Regions from separate parts of the Homo sapiens genome. Here region 2 is linked to region 1. The links are chromatin loops, found by intact Hi-C in ENCODE. Cell type or tissue: PC-9. All regions are shown on one strand.

The links. Peaks named below come from ENCODE experiments on the same cell type or tissue, not always from the same donor. Only the 100,000 strongest peaks of a DNase experiment are listed, where the experiment ranks them.
Region 2: it touches region 1 in a loop (8-fold over the local background); 2 of 110 quality-filtered maps call a loop at or near these places.

Annotation. Positions count from the first base shown.
Region 1 is chr7:21,890,529-21,894,528 of GRCh38, forward strand. DNAH11 (dynein axonemal heavy chain 11) reads left to right here. Exons shown (of 82, transcript NM_001277115.2): 77 at 1,897-2,139. Among named protein-coding and RNA genes, the nearest start is that of CDCA7L, 53 kb to the right of the region's middle. In PC-9, no CTCF peak of the experiment used is centred here; no DNase peak of the experiment used is centred here.
Region 2 is chr7:21,824,643-21,828,642 of GRCh38, forward strand. The region is part of intron 65 of DNAH11 (dynein axonemal heavy chain 11); the gene reads left to right. LOC107986775 (a long non-coding RNA gene) reads left to right here and starts at 1,569. Exons shown (of 2, transcript XR_001745115.2): 1 at 1,569-2,130; 2 at 2,400-2,901. In PC-9, no CTCF peak of the experiment used is centred here; no DNase peak of the experiment used is centred here.

The DNA of each region.
Region 1 (4,000 bases):
TCAATTTCCTAGTAAGCACAAACAGAGAAGACCAACTACTTGTTTTAGGGAATAATGTTCAGTTGGGATATGTGGATTCTAGGTTTTGGTTTTCTTATTCATATTTTGCCCATATTTTTATTCTGGCTACTTTATCCATCATAGACTAATAATAATGAGTTTAACTCTCCTGTACCATTTTATTTTGGTCGCCCTGAGCCAGGTGACATTTAAATTTTCATTATTCTTATATATAAACATGAAATGATACAAATGTGAATAAATAAAGCCAAGCCAATGGATACTGGTGGTGAAATAGTCCAACTTCTTCCTTCCCATATTCATCGGGTCAAGATTTCCATTTCTGGCAATATGAAGGATTAGATAACTTGAAAATCCTCCCGGTACAAAATAAAAATAAAAATAAAAATGCTGTGTCGAATGTTTTAAATGCACTTGGAATTCGCAGAAAGCAGTCGAGCATCCTTATTAAGGACATAGGCTTTCTAAGTAACCTGGATTGCAGGTTTAAGAAGGAAAGAGAAAACCACTGTTACACACATGATTGTGTGGAAATTCACACTTACTTTGTCCTCTTTAGACTCTGAGTTCCTTAATAACGAGGTCATATGGAGCTTATACTTCTAAGGTTTGTTGTAGTGTACTGGGTGGTGGGTACATATTACTGAATGAATTAAAGAATATTCACTTTGTCTCCAAGTGATAGTGAGGGGACCACAGTGTAGCATACACAGTTACAGACAAATCCCATTTCAGAAACTGACTCAGAAAATCTAGGTAGAAAATAGCTACATTCGATGATAGTTTAAAAATAACATTCCTCTGTACATTTAAGTGCACATACAGACAGGATTTACGGTGCAAGAGACTGGGAGAATTAAAACAGAGGGGTTAATGGTCCCTGGAAACTAAAGAGCAATCAGGGAAAAATAAATCTGAGATTATACTGTTACTTAGAAAATTGTAAGCACTTGATTGACTCTGTGTTTATGGCTGGTCAGAGACTCAGGCTCATAAATTCTTTTGTTACATTTTGAAGTTCTACATTCTAATGTTTAGAGGGTTTGTTATTGCTATTCACATTGCCTTTGTTCAAAACTTCCCCCTAAATTGAATGTCTACCCTCTTGCCCCAGCCTTATTGAAGTAGATGGGCACGATAAAAGCCCGCTTTCTCCAGCCTTTCACTCAGTAGGTAACTGTGTATTGAGCTCTCAGGGTCTGTGGATCCTAAACAACAGACTTTGCTGTGAGTAGCTCAAAGTCCTGGGAAGGTAGGATCGGTCTGACTCTTAGTATATATGGCCTATACATGGTACTTATATACACACACATTTTTCATTAAATGCACATATCATTATTTATAATTATAAAATTCAGGTATATAAATTCACATCATATATAAAATGATGTGATGCAGTACTGTGGAAAGTATGGTGCCCTGGGGAAGTACAGGCTACAGAGTCCTACTAAAATGAGTTCAGAATTATGATTAAAATCAAATGTCTACCTCAGCAAATTCACATCAGAGTCTTGATTTCCTCTCTGGGAAATGGGGATGGTTGGGAGAATCAATGAATGGGAGTGTGTTATAGGGTAGCCCAGGCTCTGTGATGGCTCATTCCTTTTGTGTGCATGTATCACACTGCCCCATGCACACTGCAAACTGAGTCTTCTTAGGGATAGGATTAATGTGTGTTCCTTGGGATCTTCCGCAGAGATCAGTCTGGTGTTGCATATAGAGCAAAATTGTTGATTATAAAACAGTTTAGGGAGCCTGCTACCCAGACAGCATTGTGCTGGAGCCTTCTTGTCAGGGTCTTCTCGAAGTGTTGAGGAAGTGAAAATGGATGCCTACCTACATTTGGAATAACTGACTTTTCCTTTGTGGTTCAAGACTGAAGATGAACTGATGCTGGCACCAGGTTTTGCTGCCCCACCCTACCTAGATTATGCAGGCTACCACCAGTACATAGAGGAGATGCTTCCTCCAGAAAGCCCGGCACTGTATGGCCTCCACCCAAATGCTGAAATAGAATTCCTGACAGTGACATCCAACACTCTCTTCAGAACTTTGCTGGAGATGCAGCCCAGGAATGCACTCAGTGGTGATGAACTGGGGCAGTCTACAGAAGAAAAGGTAGAGGGTCTTTCCTTCCTTTTCTTTTTCATTGAAGTATAACTTACTTGTACTGAAGTCTACTAATCTTAATTGTGCAAATCAATAAGTTTTTACCTAGGTTTTACTCATACAACCACCACCTAGATCAAAATAACATTTCCAACACTCCAGAAGGATACTCATGCCCCTTATCAGTCAACATACCCCTCACCTCCCCCAGAGATAATCAGTATCTTTACCTCTATCATCACAGATTAGCTTTACCTGATTCCAAATATATGGAATCATACAGTGCGCATTCATCCATGTCTAACTCCTTTCATTCTGCATTAGATTTGTGAGATTCATCCATGTTGTTCATGTACCAATGGTTCATTTTTGTTTTGAATTCTATATGAATATAAAATTCTTCATTGTACTGTGAATGGATGTTTGGGTTGTTTCTTGTTTTTCACTTTTATAGAAATATCACAACCATGAACATTCTTCTGCAGTCAATATGCAAAGGTAACTCCCAAAGGCATCCATTCATACTACCCATTTCTCTATACCCAGAAGTGGGATTGCCAGATAACAGGGTATAATGTGTAGCTTTAATAGTATTCCCAATCAGTTTTCTCCAGTGGCTGTACCAGTTACTTTCCCACCAGCAGTGCGTGTGAGTTCCACTTGCTCTATCTTTTTTGTGATTTTGTAAGGGTAATGATATCTCACAGTGGTTTTAATTTTGCAATCCTCAATTGAGGAGTAATATTGAGCATCTTTTCACATGCTTATGGCCGTTTGGATATACTGTCTACCTCCACTGTAAATGAGTTTAAGATTTCAGGACCTGATAAATTGCCGGTCAGAGTGATGCCAGCTGGCAGGCATGATGTCAGAACCAGAGGCAGTAGTCTGAGAAAGCAAGGAAAGAAGGAAAGCTGCCTGAGGCTAAGGACAGGCAAAGTTCCTCCATCTTTTCTCCTTTCTAGATATTGACTGGTTTTTCCAGCTCGGTGGAGCTGTCTACATAGAATTAGTATGCATGTCTGAGTACCATGTGCATACTCATACCTGTAATATATGTCTTTCATTCTTTCAGAGCAACAATTACAGAAGATAGAAGTTTCTTTGTTAAAAATGTTGATGTAAATTGGTCTAGGAATTTTAGGATGCCGTGGTTGGGAGGGCAGCATCATAGTTCAGCAGAATTTGCTTACGCTTAAAAGGCTTATTTGGGTTATGTGACTTTTATTCTATTTTATTTTTTATTTTTTGAGACAGTTTCATTCTGTTGCCCAGGCTGGAATGCAGTGGCACCATCTTGGCTCACTGCAACCTCTAACTCTCGGATTCAAGCGATTTTCGTGCCTCAGCCACCCAAATAGCTGGGATTACAGACATGCTCCAACATGCCTGGCTAATTTTTATATTTTTAGTAGAGACAGAGTTTCACCATGTTGGCCAGGCTGGTCTCGAACTCCTGACTTCAAGCGATCTGCCCATCCTGGCCTCCCAAAGTGCTGGGATTACAGGCGTGAGCCACTGTGCCCAGCCCCTGGTTTGTGTGGCTTTTAAAAGGATCTTTTTAATTTAGCAGATTATAAAATATGGTACCCTAATAATAGGCTTCTACTTCCTCTGATCATATCTTTACATATAAATAACATGTAGCTGATGACAGTTCTATACTCCCTAAATGTTAAGTGAGTAAACTGCAAACAACTGTAGCTCCTTCTTGACCAGATTTGGGGCTCCATGGAAGGGGAAGTGCTGGCACTGGTACAGAGGCACCAATGAGGCAGCTGAGGGAGTTGGCACTGCCATGCTGCCCACCTCCTGGGAGCCGTAGGCATCCTTCACATGCATTTGCAGGCACCTTCGGAAGTCGTATGAT
Region 2 (4,000 bases), 66 kb before region 1:
AAAGACATAGGAAGGTGAAGATTCTGAATGTTGCTTATCACTTCATTGTTTTATTTAAAATAATGTTTTAACACGTGTGTGTATTCTGAAACAACATATTCTTTTGGAGCTTTATAAAAATACCATTATGGTGTATATAGTTTAAAAGGACTTGATTTTTTCCCTCAATCATATGTTTCTAAGATTTAATCTACATTGCTCCTTCTGGCTCTAGTTCTTGCAAATTCGTTACTATAATATTGTTTTTGAAACAGAGTCTTGCTCTGTCATCCAGGCTGGAGTGCAGTGGCGGGATCTTGGCTCATTGCAACCTCCACCTCCCAGGTTCAAGTGATTCTCCTGCCTCAGCCTCCCGAGTAGCTGGAATTACAGGCGCCTGCCACCAGGCCTGGCTAATTTTTTTATTTTTAGTAGAAACAGGTTTCGCCATGTTGACCAGGCTGGTCTCGAACTCCTGACCTTAAATGATCTGCCCACCTTGGCTTCCTAAAGTGCTGAGATTACAGGCATGAGCCACCACACCGGGTCTATTACTGTGATATTCAATGATATGACTGACTATTCCTCAATTTATTTAGCGTTCTTATTGAAGGCCATTTTGGTTATTTTTAGATGTTTTGCTATTATGAGTGATGCTGCTATGAATATTACTGAATATTCATGTATACATCTACAGGTACACACATTCATGCATACAACTACAGGTACACATAGCAAGATTCTTCAGTGTTTATGTTCTATAGTGAGATAGTTGGGTTGTAGAACTTATGCACAATCAACTTTAAAAGATAATGCCAAATTGTTTTCCAAAGTGTTTAGAAATGTACATGCTCACTAGTAGTATATAAGAATTGTGGAGTCTTTCAGAGAACTGAGAGAGACTTTTATGCTTCTGCTGTTTTTTATAATCCAAAAGATTTCCCACATTTAATACTATTAGCCACCTCTTCCTATGACGAACTATTCCTGCCTCCTTTTTTTTTTTCCCACTTTTATTTTTGAATGAACAAATTGAGGGCACTCTAAGCTTTCAAAATAGTTGTGTTACAAATGCTTAAAAAGTGCTTTGATGTTTGGGAGGCCAAGGCAGGTGGATCATGAGGTCAGGAGATCGAGACCAACCTGGCGAACACGGTGAAACCCCTTCTCTACTAAAAATACAAAAAATTAGCTGGGTGTAGTAGCGGGTGCCTGTAGTCCCAGCTACTCGGGAGGCTGAGGCAGGAGAACGGCATGAACCTGGGAGGTGGAGCTCGCAGTGAGCCAAGATGGTGCCACTGCACTCCAGCCTGGGCGAAGGAGTGAGACTCTGTCTCCAAAAAAAAAAAAAAAAAGTGTTTTGATGGAATAATAGACATTAGAGACTCTGAAAGGTGGACCGTGGGAGGGGAGTGAGGGATAAGAAGTAACCTAATGGGCACAATGTATATTTTTTGGGTGATGGTTACATTGAAAGCACAGACTTCACCACCACACAATATATCCAGGTGACAAAGCTGCGCTTGTACCCCATAAATCTATAAAAGTCATTTTCTTAAAAAGCATTTTGAATAAATTTTGATATTTTTGTTACTGCATTATTTTTGCCTGATAAGAAGTATCTTTAAAACAAAATAAAGACTTTCTTATTTCCTCATCTAACTCTTTAAAAGAAAGGAGAGAAACTAAAAAGTATTCATACATATGCAAAGTAGGAGATATGGTAAAATAAAAATTAGATTGGTATGAATAGGAATTATGTTTCTTTTTTCAATGCAGTAAAAGTTGGGAGAAAATATAAAAGAAAATTAAGGGGAAAATGTTGCTATGTATTCATTTAATAATAGAGCTACTGATTTGCAGTGTTATAACAAGAACAGAAAATTTTTGAAAATTAATCTACATGTTTGTAAATTTTATAATGGATCTTCCTGTTTACCTCCAACAATGAACATTTTACTTGATTTCTCTATCCTCTTTTTTTTTTTCCTATGTGACTATCTCTGTGTAACCTGTGGGTTTACAAACATTTTCCTTGGTATTGTAAAGACAAGAGATAGCATTGAAAAGAGAAAGCCAGGAAAACAACCTACAGGGACTGTTGAGCTGCCACATTCACCCGGAATGTCTTTATCATGTCCTCAAACTCAGGTGGGATAACACCATCCTCCTTTGAGAAACTCACATCCCTCAGAAAGTTTTTGGCTATCAATAGTGTTTTTGTTTATTCTAGTTCTATTTGTTTGGGGGAGTTGTTGTTGTTGTTGTTGTTTAACCAGTATTAGTTTATTCCTAATAATGAATGTCTGAGAAATGTTTGTGATAGATAAAGCATAGTCCAAAAGTTGAAGTTCATTAATAATTGGAATGTTGTGGAGTGTGAAGTAATGAATACTAATTACTCCTTTCATGTCTGACAGCTCCCTGTGGACCAATACATCAGCCCAGACTTTAATTTGGTTCGAGTAATGGTTTCATCAATAGCACATTAAATCTGTGTTTGAGAAGATATACAGGTGAACCTGGCCCACACAGTAGATACCACTGTCATAAAATGGCCACAGGCCGACAACAGCTGGGTAATTACAAATAATTAAATCCACCAAGCTCCAGACAATCCTAATTTTAAATAAAACATATTTTATATCAATCGACAGCAAATGTATCTGGAAAGATTTATCAACATGTAATTTTTCCAAAGCAAATTTACTGGCTTACATATTAGAGAAGTTGCTGATCTGGGAAGCATCTTCATAAAATTCTCTTTAATCTTTCAAATACCCCTAAATATTTTTGAATTTTTTAAAATATTATTTAAATATTATTATAATTTTTGAAAGACTGGAGTAACTTTACTGCAATATGTATTTCCGGTTGTTTTGGAGTATATACATATATTATTAAAAGATATTTTATACTTCATTCTGTATTTTTCATACAATTATTATTTTAATAATAGTCTTAAAGTAGCATGCTCTAGAAAGGAACTTAAAATTGGCTAATAGAAATATTAACTATATGATTTAAAAAATTTATTTTTACAGAAATAGAGGGAGATGGCATTTTATATTTATTTATTTTATAATGACTAGATTTCCTGAAAGTTATGCTAAGATTAAGAAGAATTGCTTTCAGTTAGCAGCTTTCCAGTTTATTAACTATTATTATGTTTCTGTTCTTGGAGTTGACGCCATGCAATTATAGTTGACTGTAGATCTATTCAAATGAGGACTTAGGTGAGATTTAAGATAGAAACATGTTAAATTGAACGCTACACTGTAGTAGAATGTACTTTCTTGAGCTGGAAGCTTACGGATTTTTTTTTTAATTTTTTTTTTTCTTTTTGAGACAGAGTCTTGCTCTGTCGCCCAGGCTGGAGTGCCGTGGTGTAATCGTGGCTCACTGCAACCTCCACCTCCCAAGTTCAAACAATTCCCCTGCCTCAGCCTCCCAAGTAGCTGAAACTACAGGCATGCGCCACCATGCGCGGCTAATTTTTGTATTTTTAGTAGAGATGGGGTTTCACTATGTTGGTCAGGCTGGTCTTGAACTCCTGACCTCAGGTGATCCACCCTCCTCGGTCTCCCAAAGTGCTGGGATTGCAGGCATGAGCCACCGCGCCTGGCCTAGCTTATGGATTTTAAATAAACTCTAGAGTTATGTAGTTCTCTCATTATTTCCTTTGCTGGTAAGAATAGATTTATTTTCAAGTTCATTCATGCTCTCCTATAATAGACTTCAGCATTCCAGTCTGTTCTAATTTCCAAATTCAAAATAAAATTTAATTGCCACAAATCTGCAACAGCTTTTCTATTCCTAAATTTAGTAAAGTTTTTTTTCCCTTAATAGTGTAATCTTTAGCATTTGCAGATAAAGCATTCTCACATTCAGTCATCTTGGTAATAGTTGTTTGACTTTATCTGAAAATAAATACCAAACAGGGCTTCAGATAAAGAATCCTCAGATTCTTTTATTTTCTTTTTAAAAAGCAGTCTTCCAATAAAATAACAAACAAATGAAA